Linked DNA regions of Mus musculus: regions 1 and 2 are each linked to region 3. A link is a loop called in an ENCODE intact Hi-C map of the cell type or tissue named here. Cell type or tissue: heart. All regions are shown on one strand. Links, peaks and the distances in the headings refer to the core of each region. The heading gives the core; the rest is flanking DNA. Region 1 has its middle 8.1 kb from the start of Rrp8. Region 2 holds the start of Dnhd1 (dynein heavy chain domain 1). Region 3 overlaps Gm39063 (a long non-coding RNA gene).

Region 1 (6,087 bases), core at 1,368-3,867, 180 kb before region 3:
TACAACTGTGTTGTGAATGATTTGTTGGTTTCACTGCAGACTTCTCAAGCCGTATTTAGTTTTCAGAGTTTGTTGACTTTTTTCCTTGTATGTGCAGTGAGGAGTGTAAAAGAGAAACAGTCAGTAAACTAAGATTCCTAGGCATGTACAGAAGCAGGGTGGGCTTCTACTAAGGGTGCTGTGAACTAGTACTGAAAACGGATGCCAGCAGGAGAGCCTCAAGATAGACTTGGCGGGATAGAGAGGGCACTTTCGAGAAGCTGCAGTAAACAGGCCATGCTGGTGTGCTATATAAGCGTGAAGACCTGAGTTCAGAGCCTTAGCACTCATAAAAGTGTGTCTAGAACTCCAACGCTGAGGAGGATTGGAATAGTGACAGAGAGAGACAGAATACTGGGCTTGTCCGCCAGCCAACTTTCCTGATCCAGTAAGAACCTGACTCCAAATAATAAGGTGGAGTGATAGAGCAGGGAACTTGATGTCCTCCTCTGGTTTCTACACCTACACATGCGTATGCACACACCATCATCTCTCACAGCATACCCAGCTTAAAGGACGGGAGGCTTGTATGGTCAGTACAGATTGAAGGAGAGAGAAGAGTATTAAGGGTAAGTGGTAATGGGAGGGGTTAACTGAAAGAGTGGCTTTCAAACTTTATGGGACTAGAGTCATCTATGAGGGTTATTAAAATGCTGCATTCCAAGCCCTCCTGCATTTTCTGGTTCTTTAGATCTGAGTAGGGTCCTATGAATTTTTTCTGATGGCTTTGGGTTCTTTGAAGGAGGGAACAAAACTATTCATTGAGCGTAAAAGTGGGGAGAGGATTGGGATTTTGAGGAGGGGAAAGTGAAGATCACTTTGAGAATGGAAGAGAGTGAATGATGGCTGGGTGTGGTGGGGAACACCTCTAATCTCAGCACTCAGTCGGTAGAGGCAGGTGGAGCTTTGTGAGCTTGGGGCCAGTCTTAACTACATAGTTCCAGACCAGCCAAGGGGTACAGATTAGACCCTGAACTAAGGAAATACCATAGAAGTGCTGGCAGTGTTAATAGCATGTAGGAGGATGGAGCACAGTTCAGTGCTGTGTCAGAGCTTGTTACTCTCCTTACTACTGGTCTGTTAGAACCTAGCCTCTGTAGGAAAGGGGAGACAGTCAGGTTTCTGATTACAGTTCTAACTAGGTCTACTGGGACCATTTAGGAAGCACAAGATACTCGTACTGCTAAAGAATGATGAACCTAGAGTCCAGTTCCTGCTCTGGAAAAATACAGGGCAAGAAAAAACTCACTGGTTTTTTTTTTTTTTTTTTGCTTGGTGTGGCCGTGGAATGCTGCTGCTTTGTGTTTCCAGAATGTGGGACAACAGCACATGAGTGCCTTGTATGCGTCTCGTGCTAAGTGGAGGGTAGGCTTGGGTCCTGTCCTATGGGGCCATTTTGAAGAGATAAAGAGACTTAATAGCAAACAGCAAGGAGTCAGCCACCCAGAGGAGTTTCAGGAAACCATCCAGAATGGTACAGTATCCATCAGAGACTAATGGGATTTCCCTTTTGAATGTCCACTAAGCCTGTGGGTCACAGAATCAACCAGTCTTGTGTTTGCTTGCCTCTTCTTGCTAGCACTTGTGCCTGGAATACTCAGCAAGGAGGTAGAAACAAGATACAGAAAGCAAGGCGTCTCCTTCATTTCCCCAGAGCAGGCTCCTTAGGGGAGGCAATGCCAGGATGGGTGAAGATTGCAAGCCAGCACAGGAGCCAGTTATTTATTGTTACTCAGAATTAGACATTCTCATGAGATTGTTTGTGCCTTGAGCTGATCACAGAACTGTGGCTAACTAAGAACATCACAGTGGGCCTGAACAGATGTTTTCTTTGATTGGGAGCAATGGCTGCTCTTACAAAGGACTCAGGTAAAATTCCCAGCACACCCACAAGATGGCTTATAACCATCTAGTCCTTTGGGTACCCATGCCCACTTTGGCTTCTGGGCACAGCAGGCATGCACATGGTCCACAGATGTACATGCAGGCAAAACTCATCAAACAAAGTTTAAAAAAAAATCTTTACAGGCTTGCTGCAACCTTTCTCCACTGCAGAGAAAGAATAACCCTAGTCTTTTAAGGACTGTAGGAGACAAGAATGAAGTTAGGTATGGCTATCAATCCAGATCTGGTGCCTGTTCAGTGTTCCTTCAGAGCTCTCTGAGCAGAGTGTTCTTGCTTCTGCAATTATTCATGTGCTCCTGATTTTGTTCCTGTAACAGGGTCCTAAGAGCACAGTTCCAAAAGAAACAGTGTGATCTTGGCAGAGGCAGCTCAGCTCCAAGCACTCACCAGTTACGTAATTGCACAAAGCCCTCTGCAGCTTTTCAGAGACTGGCAATTAGAGCCTTTCATTTCCAGGTCATCCTCCTTTCCAGGTGAGTTCGCTAACCAGCCACCGAGTTCTAGGACTTTTGACAACTACAGTGACTGCTTATGGGGATCTAATAGCCTTTGCTCCCCCCAAGCAATTCATTTTCCTTACTGCCAAGTGATCTCTATGAAATGTAAATCACATTATGTCACCTCTTTGCATAAAATCCTTCAATGGATTCTCATGGCTTGAGAACAAAAGACAAACTCCTTCCCAGGCCCTGTGTGATCTTACCCACTCATTGTTCTGCTAGCCAGCTGCAACTTAACTCGCTCTTCTCAATACTGCCTGAGCTTTCGATTCATTCATAATGCACTCCAAATTCTCTTCACTTCTAAACATGCCCCTCCATCTTTGTACAATATTTTTTCCTCGGGAAGAAATTGCCACAGTGCCCTCTTTCTGCACTTACAGTTAAACTGTATTTTTCAGCCCTGTGCATTAGACAGGATAGCCTGGGTGAGGTTCATATCACACAAAGAAAGGAAAAGATAGATCATCTGTTTCCACTTCCTCCCAGTCTCTCCCTACCTAGGAAGGTCACCTTGAAGGACAGGTTTTGAAGATGATGAAGTCATAGTATATAAGAAGTTTGGCTATTTTAGAAGAAAATTGGACTCTGAAACAGAATTAAAACCCTTATAATGAATGTGAGCACATTATCTCACTTAGTATCATGCACCCTGGATATGTCTTCCTGTCCACCTTACCACAAAACCCTGTTTCCTTTAGGGTGCTTCAACATCTTAGCAGATGCCACTCTGTACTTTCTAATAGTCCTACTTTAAAGATTTATTTTTAAATTCCATGTCTGGGCCCTGCTATGCATGTGTGAGTGCAGTGACTGAGGCCACCACAGACAGGATTTTGGGGAGCTGGAGTTAGAGGCAGTTGTGAGCTGGCTGATGAGGGTGTGGAAAACTGAACTTGAGCCTTCTGCAAGACAGGAACTCACTCTTAACTCCCAAGCTATCTTTCCAACCCATTTTCTACTTTTTTCCTTTCCTTTCCTTTCCTTTCCTTTCCTTTCCTTTCCTTTCCTTTCCTTTCCTTTCCTTTCCTTTTCTTTTCTTTCTTTTTTTTCCCCCAAGACAGGGTTTCTCTGTGTAGCCCTGGCTGTCCTGGAACTCACTTTGTAGACCAGGCTGGCCTCGAACTCAGAAATCCACCTGCCTCTGCCTCCTGAGTGCTGGGATTAAAGGCGTGCGCCACCACGCCCGGCTCAACTGGCCGTCTTTTTTACTCTTTTTTTTTTTTTTTCATTTTTTTTTTTTTCATTTTCCTACTTTTAAATGAGGAAAAAATAATGCTCACAATCAGAAAAGAAATATTTTATCAATTGTTTGTGACTAAAAGAAGATCCCACTAAGTGTTTTAAACATTTAATTTTTTTCCCTAGTATAACAAGGGACCTGAAGGTTGGTGACTTGGCTTTTGGTTCAGGAGCTCGAGAGTGTTAGGAGTGAGCTTTGTGAGTCTGTGATTTTCTTGGTGTCTTGGTTCTCTGAGTCCCAGGGTGCAGGCTTAACTAAGCAGAGGCTCCTTGCTTCTTAGGCTTCTTGGAAGTCTCTCCAGTTGCTGCACCCTTTTCTTTCTTTTTGGTTTCACTTCAAGGATCTGTTCTCTCATTAGTACTCTGGTACAAATATGTTATGTTCTCCGTAATGACTGAATCTAATCTAGAAAATCGACCCTTTAGATACAATTTCCCTCTGTCACTTCCCACATTCCAGTAACTTGTCAGTAGCTCTTAGGGCTCAAACTTCTCTTCAGTTCAGTGGATCAGAGAATATGATCTCTTACTCATTTTTTTTTAACCTCTTCTGTTTATTTGGAGATTGGAATGGAGAAAGGTATATTGGAGAAAATTAAACTTACCCAATTAATGCATCATTGATAGGTCCGACCAAGGCAAGCATTTGAATGTTGGCTCTTGTGGTTTTCGGTGAGGTCCTGGAGCTTCCTGTGGCGACATGTGCATTGGCTGATTTTGGTTGATTCCTATGACATATAAGCCAACTGCTCCTCAAGTTCATTGCTCTTTTTTTTTATTTTATTTTTTTAATTAGATATTGTCTTCATTTACATTTCAAATGCTATCCCGAAAGTCCCCTATTCCCTCCCCCTGCCCTGCTCCCCAACCCATCCACTCCCGCTTCCTGGCCCTGGCATTCCCCTTAACCCTGATGGTATATGCTAGTTAGTTTTTGTCAAATAGACAGACTAAAGTCACCTGGGAGGAGAACATCTCAGCTGGGAATATGCCTCCATCACATGGGCCTGTAGGCCTGTCTGTGGGGCATTGCCACTCAGGCAGGTGGGCCTGGGCTGTGTAAAAAAGAAAATTGAATAAACCATGGAAAGCAAACTGGATAAGCCGCAGTACAGCCTTTACCTCAGTTCCTGCCTCATGCTCCTGCCCTGGCTTTCCTTGATTCTGGACTCTAACTTGTAAGATGTAATGAAAATGAACCCTTTCCTCCTCTAGCTGGCTTTGTCAGTATTTTACCAGAGCAAGAGGCAGCAAACTAGAGCACAGTGTATCTACTGCCACCTAGTGCCAAAGAGCCTTACCTAGCAAAAAGCCTTCCCTGAGAAGGTCCCAACATATCCTCAGGGCTGGTTATCTTTCAAGGAGCCCATGGGAAAACCATGCACATTTATCCTGTCAAACAGGGGGTGCAGGCCAGGCAGCAGTAACAATTCTTTTCTTGTGCTATTGAGAAGTCCCAGTCCAACTGGTTCTGAACCAGTTCCCTGTATTTATGTGTGTCCCTAGCCTCATGTCTTTGGCATGCTATGTGGTGGTTTGGGTATGTGTTACAGTGTTCTTCACACTCATTTTCTTTCTGGGAAATCAACTGCACTATATTTCCTATATCCCCATAGAGTTGTGTGTCAACGGATAATATAGACAATTGGTTGATAATGAAACTGCTGCTTCCAGACTTGGATCTAACGAACACTTCCCTTGTGTTATTTCCACATTGCCCAACTTGATGCATTTTCGCAGGAGTGCCTAAATCTTGAGCATCACCAAAACTAGAGTCAACATGATTAGGAACACCTGGACTAGGCTTCACTTCAGTGAGAAGTATATTACTGTTTTTTGAGGTACTAGTAATCTCTTAAAGTCCTTTTAATGTAAGAGAACAAAGCACCGATAAGGAAAAATACACAAAACAATATTTAACTCTGAAAACCACCCAGCCTAAGCAGCAGAAGGCCATTACCACCTAAGGCTTCCCCACCTCTTCTCAAACACAAGCAACATTTTTCTCTTTATCCACAAAATTCCCACTACTTTGACTCAATGTTATTTTCTTGGTCTTCTACATAGTATTACCACTAAAGCTTCCATATCTAAATAGCCTTTCCATGTGTCTAGATTTTTGCACTCCTTACCATTCATCCATATTACTAAGTGCAGTGCAACTTTTCATCTTTATTACTGTGAATAAACCACAATTTATTGATTGTTTAAACTATTAGTATACATATATCAGTTGGAGTGGCTAGGTCATCTTACAAAAAAATAAAAACCTAAAACAGTAATGATTTAAACCAGTGTGATAGTTTTAAGAATTTTACAGTTCCATTTCTTTTCTTTGGAGGGAGTGGTGCTACATGTATGCCATGTATGTGTGTGGAAGTCAGGGAACATTTGGTGGGAA
Region 2 (6,087 bases), core at 1,372-3,871, 100 kb before region 3:
CAATTTAGGAGAAGCCCAGAGAGGAAAGAATGAATCAGTCAGCTTGGAGAAGAGTTGGAGCTAGTACACTTGAATTGAACCAGCCAGTCAGAGCTCATTAAGAACTAGAAAGAGTGAGTTTATTCAGCACCAAGTCTCGGAGGCTGAAAACATTTTAGGCCTAGATAAGATTGTATGGAGACTTAGAAGCTCCCAAGACTAGGTGTAATTAGCAGACAGAGGCAGTGAGCCTTCCAGACAACAATTACAACAGGAGAATAAAAGATACTTTAACACAGAGTACCTACATCTCAGGTTCTGTGTCTTAAAGGCTGAAAATATCCCTCTTCTTTAACAAGAGTCTCATCCAGATGCCAGAATTACTTCAAACTCTGATTCTAGTGTCTTTCTCTCTTTCAAGCAGGTATTGATGAAGAATGAAATGGTGCTTCCACTGTCTTCCATTCATTTCCAAATGCACACTAGCATGTAATACAACTAACTGCTGCCCCACTGACACACTTTCACCTCCTAACCCACTTTACTAATCTAATGTCTATCCAAATTTTCTACTCCTACTGTTCCAGCCCCTTCCCTTCCCAATCCCATCCCACTAAGAGTACACAGGCAATAGCCAACAGCCTTTTGTTTTATACTACTTACTACAATTTGTTAATTATACCTTACTTGTTCTAATATCTCCCTTACAAAACTGTAAGACTGATTTCATAGGAAAGAACTAAATCTATTTGGCTAATTTTTTTACATTCCCAGCATCTGGATACATCCAAGTAGCAATTAAGTTATTAAATGAACCAAAACCTAGGAAGACAGTCCTGGAGAAGAGTAAACTGTATTACCTAGACCTCAGAGGATGACTGCCAAGTTCATACAGGTATGAGTACTTGATTCCTTCCTGATATATCAGCCCAGAGCCATTTCTGTTAAGGTCTTCCAAGAGTTAGTTAGACTTGGGCCCATGCTAGGGGCAGGAGGGAAGCTTGGCTGAGAAGATTGAAGCCAAATTGTTGACATTTGACACCTTCCTTCATAGTTCCAGGAGCCTGCCCACTTGCCCACCATTAGGGATCTGAGAGGTCACGAAAAAGTCACAAATTGAGCCCACCGTAAATTTAAGAGCAAAAAATGAGCAAGTAAGTCATGTTTGATTACATGCAAAGTTAGCTTTTTTCTGCCTAGAGAGTGAATATATCATAGACAAGTGACATAAAAAGGGAAAAGCAGGCCAGAGCTAGGAAGAAGTTCCTATACTAAAAGAACTCCTAGAAGGGATCTTCTAGGCATTCTGAAATCCTAGGATTTTGGAAGCCAGATTGGGGGACTGGAAGGAATAGATCATTACTCAAGGGGCCACCCTTACTGTCAGATCATGAAGTTGACATAGAGGCAGTGCTTTGCTTTAGACCTGGAATAGTTCACATAGACCTGTGGAGGAAGACCACCCAGGCAAGCACTCCCTAGAGTAACCAAAGACCCCATATAGAGTTCCTAGGACCAGCACAATATATGCCCCAAAGTATGTTTTGGCAAATATAAATGACCAAGAATATGAACCCCAAAGAAGCTTCTGGCACCGTCTGAGAAGACTGGAAACTACAAGGTCAAGTTTTGGCTTCCTAATGGCTGCTATTGATTTCAGTGTTTCCCTATAGATTAGCATTGAGACATTAGCTTTGTTTTTGCAAGTGAAAAAGGTGCAGCCTAGTCCAGCTCACTTTAGAGGTGGGCTAATCCTGAAGAGCCATGAGGAGCTGGCTCAAGAAGCCAGTAGCCCTGCAGGCACCTAAACTAATTCATTTTATCTCTTCTACTTAAAGCCCCAAACCATGCCACTCACTTTCTCCCAGCAGGTTCGCCTTCTGCCTGCTCAGTATCACTGCTTTCATACTGTACAGGGATGTCTGTAGCCAGTGCCAAGGGCAAAAGACTAAGGCTGTCCAGCCATGGGGTCTCTTCTAGGGCCACCTCAGCACCAACAATGCCCAGACAGTGCTGTAGCTCAGGCAGTGTCAATGGTCGGAGCCACGTGGCCAATTCCTTTTTTTGTTGCCGGTCCCACTGGGCCTTCACAAAAGGGCATGCTGAGCATGGAGGCCCTCGATGAAACCTCTTCATCCATAGACCACAGTCAACATGGGAAGAACTATGTAACAAAGAACTGTCTGGGGGAAAGGCCTTGTCTATGGCATCTAGCAGGTCCAGCTCTAGCCGGGCTTGGACCTTGGGTGCCCAGCAGTACAGCTGCTCCAGGAAGGGCAGCAACTCGAGTTGACCAGCTAGCATCTCACGGTATGGAGGCAACAGGCCCAGTACTGCATGCAGATAGCGCCAAGCTTCACAACTGCCATCCTGCATCACAGCTGAGAACAGAGACTGAAGCTCAGACAGCAGCAGCTTCAGCAGTGTCCGCTGCTCTGATTCAACCACTGCCTTGAGATCCTCCTGTTTCATTTGACAGTCCCAAGAGTGTTCTTGTCCGCTGCAGCTACATCCAACGAGCCCAGACTGAAGGGTATAAAACCATGGGTTTTTCTTCTCTTCCAGAATAAAGTGGAGGCAGGTATTCAATTGCTGTCGAACAGATCTTGCCCACAGCTCGGGGTCCAAATGCCAATTCCAGGCTTTTGGCTTCTGGGTCTGACCTGTGGGACCCAGCGGGGGGGGGGGGGGAGGGAGGGAGGGACATGTAGAAGTTCTGGCTCTGGGCTGTGCCAGTAGGGTTAGGACAGCAAGGTGGATATAGAGTTGCAGAGCATAGGAAGACCAGTAGAGGGCCCTTACTGAGCCACTCACTGTCAAGGACTAGCACAAGTCCAAGAGGGAGCCCTCCCTGCCCAGGAGCTCCTTCCCACCCTCCAAGGCCTCGTCTCACCTGGCCTGCAGGATGTAGAAGGCATGGGAAGGGAAGGGGGACTGGTCTGTGAATGAGGTTTCATTGCGGAGCGCTCCCTGTCGTGAATGAACTTAGACTCAGTTCCAGTCACTTAACACAGAGACCGATACACGCTTGCAAAATCTTTGGAAAAACTGTGTTCACATGAGGAAAACTTCAGAGTGGAGGCTGGCAACCACCTTGAAAAGGAAACACAAAAGGGTTGTCACTCAAAGGCAGCAAAGCTCCCGTCCCCTGAAGCCTTTACCACAGACTGAGAAGGTCCAGAGTGCAAAGCCGGCTACTGGGTAGGGAAGCAGTTTAGGACACCTAGCGGAAAGACGTGGCAGAAGACAGCTCCCGGTGCGCCAGTGGGAGGGGCCTCCCTAGGCACTGGAAGAGCTGAGCCACTGAGGGCAAGGGTAGCAGATCCCAGAGCCAGAGCAGAGGACTCAGCTGCACCACCTGCTCCCAGCTGTTAGAACCGTTACAGAATCCTGGAGGCCCGAGCCTCAAATCGGAGCTAGAAGGAGAGTTCAACAGGCATGTGGGAGGGGCCTGGGGGCGGGACCGGGACCCAGGCCACACTAGCATACTGCTTTTAACCTGACACCCCAAAGGCCCAAAAAGAATCTGGCTGAGCGGGAGACTGAATGACAAGATTGATTTGGGGGCACTAACAGCATTAGGGGCGTGGTCGTAGGAAGCAAGTGTAATCCTAGGGACTCACTCGCTCACTGATTTTTCCCTCCCCTCCCTTGACAGCATATCCAACTGTCCCACCTCAAGTCCCAACAAGAAACCCGAGTAAGACAAACATCTTGTATCTCTCTCAACAAGCTACACATCTAGTAGTGAGTGGTTTAGTTATGAAAGAAAGAAAGAAAGAAAGAAAGAAAGAAAGAAAGAAAGAAAGAAAGAAAGAAAGAAAGAAAGAGAGAAAGGAAGAAAGCAACCTACCTCTGTTATAGATTTTATTCTAATCAGTGGAAATTTTGATAGGCCAGACAGTAAAAAGAGTAGACTTGGGGGAGGGGGGAGTAGGGTGTTTGATTTCATATATTTCAAGTTTTAAGTCTGAGATACAGATCTCACAGGTGAGAGGCATAGCTCAGTGGTCCAACACTTGCCTCATATGCTCAAAGCCCTGGGTTTAGTCTCCAGTCTAGAAATGAAAGCTGTCCTTGAAGTCATGACTCCCCTGCCTCAACCTCCTGAAGGAAAGAATTATATGTATGTGTCCAACTAGAAGTTTAGTGTTTGCTCTCACTTGAGTCACATTCAAGCTTGAGTATTCCCAGGACCATGGTTAGAGTGTTCTGCTTTCTCTAAGGCTAAGCAAATAGTCTTTGCTTTCAGGATCCAAGAGAGTTAGTTCATCACCTCCTCTGCCTAGGCCCATTACAACTAGTGAGATGAAGAAGAGAAGAAATCACACCTCTTTATGAAGGGCACAACCTGGAAGTTGCCTGTGTCACTCCTTCACTTGCCCTGACCTAGGCAAAAATAAAACTTTCACATCTAATCTTTTTTTTGCAAAGGTTGTGGTGGTTTGAATGAGAATGACCCCATAGGTTCATATATCTGAATGTTTGGTCCCTTGCTGGGGCTGTTTGGGAAAGATTAGAAGGTATAACCTTGATGGTTCATCTCACTGGTGGAAGGATTGTATACAAGAGTGAGCACTTTTCTCCACATTGTTCTCAAATTTTTATTTCAAGTTTCTGCTCAGGCATGCATCCCCTTATAGTGAATCCTTTAATTTCCCAGAAGTCAGCACTCTCCCAGGTCCAGACCCTCTTTTCCCCAAACTAATTTTACCCCATACTTTGATTGCTATCTCATATTTGCTTATCCATTTACCCTGATAAAAAATGTAAGCTCCTGGAGTTACAGAGACAAACTGTGGAGCAGAGAATGACCCAACAGGGGATCCATCCCATATAGTCATCAAACCCAGACATTATTGTGGATGCCAACAAGTGCTTGCTGACAGGAACCTAATATAGCTGTCTCCTGAGAGGCTCTACCAGTGCCTGACAAATACAGAGGTGGATGTTCTCAGTCAACCACTGGACTAAGCACAGGGTCCCCAATGGAGGAACTAGAGAAAGGACCCAAGAAGCTGAAGAGGTTTGCAGCCCCATAGGAGGAACAACAATATGAACCAACCATTACCCACAGAGCTCCCAGGGACTGACCACCAACCAAAGAGTGCACATGGAGGGACCATGGCTCCAGCCACATATGTAGCAGATGGCCTTGTCGGTCATCAATGGGAGGAGAGGCCCTTGGTCCGCCAGTGCCAGGAGATGGGAGTGGGTAGATTGATTGGTGAGCAGGGAGAGGGGGAAGGGGATAGGGAGTTTTTGGAGGAGAAACCAGGAAAGGGGATAACATTTGAAATGTAAATAATGAAAATATCTAATAAAAAAGAAAATAATAAACAGAATCATAACAGCAACAACAAAAACAAAAACATACAAACTCCATAGTGGCAGAGATTCTAATTGTTCTTATTGCCTCTTACTCTATCTCCAGTCCTTGGTGCTAAGTACTATGAATAGATGATTGTAAAATATGGGGAAAATGTATCAATGGATAACAATATTAATTGGTAAGACTGGTTCTGGGATCAGATTGCCTAAATTAAAATCTTGATTTTGCCACTTGGCTTATAGTTTTGAAAATGAAAATAGTGGCTACTTCTAGGACAATTATGAGATTAAATGATGTTATGTGTATAAAATATTTAGTCTCACAAAAATAGACTCTTGATATAATTGACATGAGTGAGACATAACAGGGTTCAGTGTGGAATGAGTAAGAACATAGGTAACCAACCAACTCTTTTTGTGGGGAAATCCACAGGTTGCAGAAGGTCAAGAAGTTTAGGCTTTGACACAACAGTTTTCCAGACAGGCAAAAATAAATGGGCATTCTTTATTCTCAAATAATAACATTGGCACCTGTTTCTTTGAGACTGAGTTTCTCTGTGTAATAGCTCTGGCTGTCCTAGAACTCAACACTCTGTAGACCAACCAGGCTGACCACAAACTCATCTCCTGAAAAAAAAAAAAAAAAAAAAAAAAAAGGCGGGGTTCTCCAGAGAGATGTGTGTGTCTCTGTGTGTATGTGTAAGGGAGAAGGGGGTTGAATTTGTTTCACACATGTGGAAGTTAGTGCTGCATCTTGAAGCAGAATTTTGACCTGTG
Region 3 (6,087 bases), core at 1,327-3,826:
AATGACAGATCTCCTGAAACTGGAGTTGCCAATGGTTGTTAGGCATTGTGTGGGTGCCTGGAATCAAACTAGGGTCCTCTGCAAAAACAACAAATGCTCTAAATGGCTAGGCCATCTCTCTAGCCCCAAATCTTCAGATTTAAATCTTATACCAACACACTTAGTAACTTTATATTCACCTATAAAGAATATAAAGCATATCTTAGGCTGAAGGTGTTTCCGTGATGCTGAAAGAGCTTTGCAGAGCTTCTGTTGGCTGGATGAAAGCGACACTTTCAAGAAGTGAGGACCACTCTAAAGTACATTTCCTGGGGCTCTAAGGTGGAGGTGGTGTGTCTACACAGGGGAGACTGACAGTAAATGGAACCACAAATACCTGCTCCGAGAAGGTTGGTGGTCCTGAGGAGGTCATCAAACCCACTGCCACCAATGTGAGATAACACGTTTTATCACACCTTTGTTTTCTTTCTTACTTTTCATCTTTTTTTTTTTTTTGTTGTTGTTTTTTGGTTTTTCGAGACAGGGTTTCTCTGTGTAGCCCTGGCTATCCTGGAACTCACTCTGTAGACCAGGCTGGCCTTGAACTCAGAAATCTGCCTGCCTCTGCCTCCCAAGTGCTGGAATTAAAGGCGTGTGCCACCACGCCCGGCTTATTTATCTTTTTTATTCTGTCTGTTTCCTCCCCCACCCCCATGCCCTGAACAGAGTCTCACTATGTAGCTCTGGCTGTCCTGGAACTCACTTTGTAGAACACCCTGGCCTCTAATTGGCAGAGATCCACCTGCTTCTGCCTCCCAGATGGTGGGTTTAAAGGCATGTGCCACCACCAGAAGGTCTTGTGTCTGTTTTGGAGGCCACCTAAGCAGTGGTATTTCTTTAGGTCAGCCTTGGCCTGCACAGAGGAACCCTTATGATCTCCTGGGACATTCTGGTTCTTCCTTCAACTTACATTTCTCATTGCTTTAATAAACCACATGTCCCCGGAGACTCTGTGGAATAGTAACTTGGTGGAGACCCTGTCTTCATACACATCTTCTTAATATCCACTTTGTGAAGGCCTAAAGTCACTTCTGTCAATTAAAGCATTTCTCTCTCACTTCGACCATCATTTTCAAAACTTTCTGCAGATGAATTGCTTTCACCTGTTTTCTCCTCAGACTATTGATAGGGCTGAGCAACAGCTAGCCAATTCACTCTTCCTTATAATTAACATTTCTCTTGCATTTTCCAAAAGACTGATTCATAGGCCAGATGCCGTGGCTCCCAGCACATGAGAAGCTGAGGCAGGAGAATTCTCTGGGTTCAAAGCCAGCATGAGCTAGATAGGAAGCACCAGGGTAGCCTGGATTGCAGAATGAGACCTTGTCTCAACAAAAGAACTAAAAACCTCCAATTCACTGAACCAGCCAATGCATTCTTTTCTACGACTTGATTAGCACTTAGCTGGTGATGGATGTTGTCTTTGTTGGCAGCTGGGGCTGAGTGACCCATCTCCTTCACCCCCCTGCCATTCCAGCACCTGCTTTCTCAGAGGGCTCCTAGCACTGACACCTGGAGGTTCTCAGGACAACAAATTAGAGCTGGACGAGCAGGGGAGTTACTATGGGCTGCATTCAGAATCAGCATCTGAAAAGAGAAGGAAGAAAAGAGGATGGGATGGAATAGTGTCTCTACAGAGCCAAGTTCTAAAGAGACAACCGTCAGAGCTGTTCCAAGCAAAACTAAGGATGCTGAATCTCCATTCTCCCCTAAACCAGTCGGTCATAGGATATGTGTTACCTTTGGAAAGGGCGTAGCCTCAGACAAGGTGATTCTTAGCGGTAGAGGGTCCTGAGGGTCAAGGTCCTTAGAGTAGCAGCACTCTGATGGGCAGAGAGGAATCTGGGCTGCACACAGTGCTTCCTAGTGTCTGTCTTGGGAGAGAGTTCCATTATAAATAAAATCTATATCATTATGAACAAGGCTGGTAATGAGACTGGTTGAGAACTATCTTATTCTTTAACATGTTAGGACCTAGGAAACCTTTTTGTGAAGTCTCCTAGGCTACTGAACAGTGGGCATCACTTGGGGGAAGTGTTGTTGTATAAAGACTTAAGGCTTAGAAGGCTGGAGAGATGGTTCAGTGGTTAAGAGCTTGGGTTGCTTTTCCAGAGGACCAGGTTCTATTCCCAGCACCCACCTGGCTCCTCACTTCCATAACTTCAGTCAATTCAATGGAATTCTCTATTTTTTCTGAACTCCTCATGCATGTATGTGCTATACATACATACATACATACATACATACTGGGGAAACATCAATACACATAAAATAAAAGTAAATAAAACTTAAAAAGGAAAAGACCTAAGGCATATATAGTTCCAGACAACACAGGAATTAATTGTCAAGTTCTGGGAGCTGGGAGTGGTTGGTCAGTATGGGTCTCCTGGTTGGGGCTGAAGACTTTCTAGTTAAACTTGGGTAATTTGTCTTTGTCTTATTATTTTTTTTTAGTAGGGTCTCAGGTTTCATGTTGCTCAGGCTGGCTTCATAGCTCTGTATCTTGGATGAACCTGGACTTAGGATTCTCTTGCCTGCAGCTCCCCGGGGCTGGGATTGCAGGAGTATGCCACCAGGCCTGGGTGTTGTGCAGTGTTGGATTTCAAACCTGGGTTTTTGCTCATGATAGGCGAGTATTCTACCATTGGAGCTAATCCCTAACTTGGGATAATTTGTTTGAGTGCCCCTTTATAGCATCTGGGTTCTCTGTGTCAGGAGACCAACGTAAATTCTGCAGAGGGCCAATCAGCTCTTCAACTGCCTATGAAACTACAAATTAAATCCAGATTGCCAAAACCAGCAGCCTAGAGTTTGGGTGGGGAAAGGTTTCCCTCCTGTGGAAATTTTAGGGAATACTAGTGCACTAAACGTGTGTTAGAAGCAGGCAATTCCAACGCCCTGAATGTGGACTCCCCTCTGTCGTGCTAAAGGGGAACTTTAGATTCAGGCCTCCTGGGTTTAAATCCTGGTTCTGCCACTGACTGAACAGGACTGCACGCACGGTCCTGAACAAACCATACTTCAACCTTTTGAGTTCTGGGAGTATAGGTGTGTGTGTGTGTGTGTGTGTGACCATGGTAAACAAGGCATGATTTAATTGATATTAAATGTCACCTGTCATCTGTAGAGGGCAGGGAGAAGAGAGGGAAAATATTATATGAAATTTGCATTTTAATGTCCAAAATAAAGTTTTATTAGAACACTGCCATTTGTTCATTATGCATTATCTGTATCAGCTTTCCCATCTACATGTAAGAGTATGCAGTAGTATGCTCACCTGAAGGATTTGTGCTCTTAGTCTTAATAGAAAATAATTGCTATGTTTTGTTTAATTTTTTTTTGAGACATGGTCTCACTATGTAGTCTTGGCTAGCTTGGACTCCATCTGTAGCCCAGGCTAGCTTCAAACTCATAGAACTCCTCATGCTTCTGCCTCCCAAGTGCTGGGACTAAGTTGCATGCCACCACACCCAGCTAAGCTCTGTGCTAGATTTGAATTGGAAATTAGTCACACTATCTTGGAGAAAATTGGAATTACTATGATGGTGGAAATAGATAGAAACAAAGGTATAAGGATTAGCTTGGTGCTTTGTACATGCAGTGTATATCTGCGTTGCCAAACAAGTTTGTAATTCAGATGTCTGCCCTTACCCTGGGGGAGAGGTAAGGGGAGAGACCTCAGCCATCTGAGAGTAAGGAAAAGTGGGTCTGAAAAGAGAGGGTCAAACCAGAGTGATTGTCTTGTCATAGCTGGACTCAAGTTGACTGGGCAGCTTGTGCCTCCTCTATCAGCCAGCATGACGAGGTGGAGAAGCCAACACCAGCTGGTTCCTGTCACACTCATGTGGACACACTGTGTCACCAGTATTCACAGATGATCTTTTAGTCACTGCTGGAGGAGGCTCTCCATTCAGCGCTGTCTCTCACCGAGTGTTCGGCGTGAGATCCTCCCCTGTGTCTTGAGACATTGCTATCTGCAGCCATGCCGTCCCATGTGGACTCCTCACTTCTAGTGACTCAGAGAGGTGTAATGGGAGCTTGATGTAGAAAAGAATTACTCAACCCTGGGGACTGAACGAAGGGAATTGCAGTTGATAAACCCAGAGAATTGTACATTGTTCCCTATGTCTAGATCTGAAGAGGCTGAGCCCTGGAAGTACTTTTCAGCCAGCTATGAGCACACATGACAGCTCCCACCCTAACTGCAGTAACTCTCTGACCTCATCCATGCATCCAGTCTAGCTGGACCTGCTGGCAAAGGCCTGTAATTCCAGCTACTCAGGAAGCTGAAACAGGGGAATTACAAACTCAAGTTGAAGGGCAACCTGAACACCTCATACCCTGTCTCATAATAAAAAAGCAAAAGCAGGGATAGGGATAGGGATAGGGATAGGGATAGGGATAGGGATAGGGATAGGGATAGGGATAGGGATAGGGATAGGGATAGGGATAGGGATGTCGTTGACCCATGTAGTTGCCCAGCATGAGAAAGACCCTAGGTCTAATGTCAGTACCACAAACAACACCCACTCAGACCTTCAATTGAGAGCACTGGATGCTCCTCTAGAGGACCAGGGTTTAATTCCCAGCACCCATGTGGCAGCTCATAACTCTCTGTAACTCCAGTTATAGGGGATTCATGTCACCAGCTATGCGTGTAGTGCATTTACATACACATTTGGGAAAAATACCCACACACGTAAAATAAGATAAATAAATCTTAAAAAAAAAAAAAAAAAAGCCAGGTGTGGTGGTGGCACCTTTAATCTCAGTACTTAGGAGGCAGAGGCAGGTGATTTCAGACTCTGAGGCCAGTTTGGTCTACAGAATGAATTCCAGGGCACCCAAGACTAAACAGAGAAACCCTTTCTTTTTCTTTTTCTTTTTCTTTCTTTTTAAAGATTTATTTATTTATTTTATGTATGTGAGTACACTGTAGCTGTACAGATGATTGTGAGCCTTCATGTGGTTGTTGGGAACTGAATTTTTAGGATCTCTGCTCACTCCGATCAACTCCCCTCTCTCAGGTACACTCTAGCTGTCTTCAGACACGCCAGAATAGGGTGTCAGATCTCATTACGGGTGGTTGTGGCCACCATGTGGTTGCTGGGATTTGAACTCAGGACCTTTGGAAGAGCAGTCAATGCTCTTACCCACTGAGCCATCTCACCAGCCCGAAACCCTATCTTGAAAAAAAAAAAATAAATAAACAAAGAACAAAGGGTAAGAAGCCTGTAAGGGCCAGATAATTTAATAAAATGTCACAAGTCCTCCCAATAGGCCCAGTTTTCAGAAATTACCTTTCAGAGACATTCTGATTTAAGTCCCATATCTAATCGGTGGAGGAATCAAGGCCTAGGGTTCTTCTGATTGTACAAGCCTCTATTTTAATCTCAGTAGTGATGTCTTACTACCTCTGCCTATACCTCTCTCCATATGACTCTATTCTATCCTCTTTCCACACATCCATTTATGAAACTCTTGTCAGAGACAGACCTAAATGATCCCAAGATTTATTGCAGTTTAGGAAATAGTTCCAGATCTCAAGATGCCTTGTGACATTGCCAGACAGCATGTCTCAGAGGTTAGGCATGACTGTGTAAGACTCCAGGGAGCCTTAGCTTATAGGGGACCCCTAAGTGAACCATGTGAAGCCAGGATCAATGCAAAAAGCAAGAGGAATTTATTGTTCCAGTGCACTGGGGTCGTTCGTCCCAGACCCGAAGGAGAGGCAGTGACCCCCAGTGCCTGTTCAGCGAGTTTTTATATGGTTTCCAGGGGCAGAATAGAGCATCAGCAATTAGGCACAATATGATTGGCGGAACAGTGCATCCTTTAAACTGATTGGCCTTTAGGGAATGAGGTGACAAGGACTTCCCTCATCTGAAGATGGGCAAGGTCCGACCTGCAGAACTCGTTCCCTCCTGCAGGTCAGTTTCCGCCCTGTGGTGTGAGAAATGTTATTTAGCCTCTCCCTTCTGGGGGGGCACTTGTTTCATGACCTTCCCAAAGTTCCTGAGCTGACCTTTTCAACTGTAAAGGTGGGAA

Evidence for each region. A loop is a pair of places that touch in the nucleus more often than their neighbours do. Peaks named below come from ENCODE experiments on the same cell type or tissue, not always from the same donor. Only the 100,000 strongest peaks of a DNase experiment are listed, where the experiment ranks them.
Region 1: it touches region 3 in a loop (2.2-fold over the local background); 17 of 42 quality-filtered maps call a loop at or near these places.
Region 2: it touches region 3 in a loop (5-fold over the local background); 7 of 42 quality-filtered maps call a loop at or near these places.

What each region holds. Positions count from the first base shown.
Region 1 is chr7:105,725,446-105,731,532 of GRCm38, reverse strand. No RefSeq gene overlaps it. Among named protein-coding and RNA genes, the nearest start is that of Rrp8, 8.1 kb to the left of the region's middle. In heart, for the core only: no CTCF peak of the experiment used is centred there; a DNase peak (open chromatin) is centred at 2,322.
Region 2 is chr7:105,648,057-105,654,143 of GRCm38, reverse strand. Dnhd1 (dynein heavy chain domain 1) reads right to left here and starts at 3,368. Exons shown (of 44, transcript NM_001370803.1): 1 at 3,203-3,368; 2 at 2,873-3,072; 3 at 1,838-2,642. The coding sequence starts at 2,936. It also overlaps a transcript of Timm10b not described here. In heart, for the core only: CTCF peaks have their summits at 2,777 (motif pointing right) and 3,223; DNase peaks (open chromatin) are centred at 2,773 and 3,393; H3K4me3 peaks cover 1,151 bases; H3K27ac peaks cover 810 bases.
Region 3 is chr7:105,546,037-105,552,123 of GRCm38, reverse strand. The region is part of intron 1 of Gm39063 (a long non-coding RNA gene); the gene reads left to right. Among named protein-coding and RNA genes, the nearest start is that of Smpd1, 5.3 kb to the left of the region's middle. In heart, for the core only: a CTCF peak has its summit at 2,879; no DNase peak of the experiment used is centred there.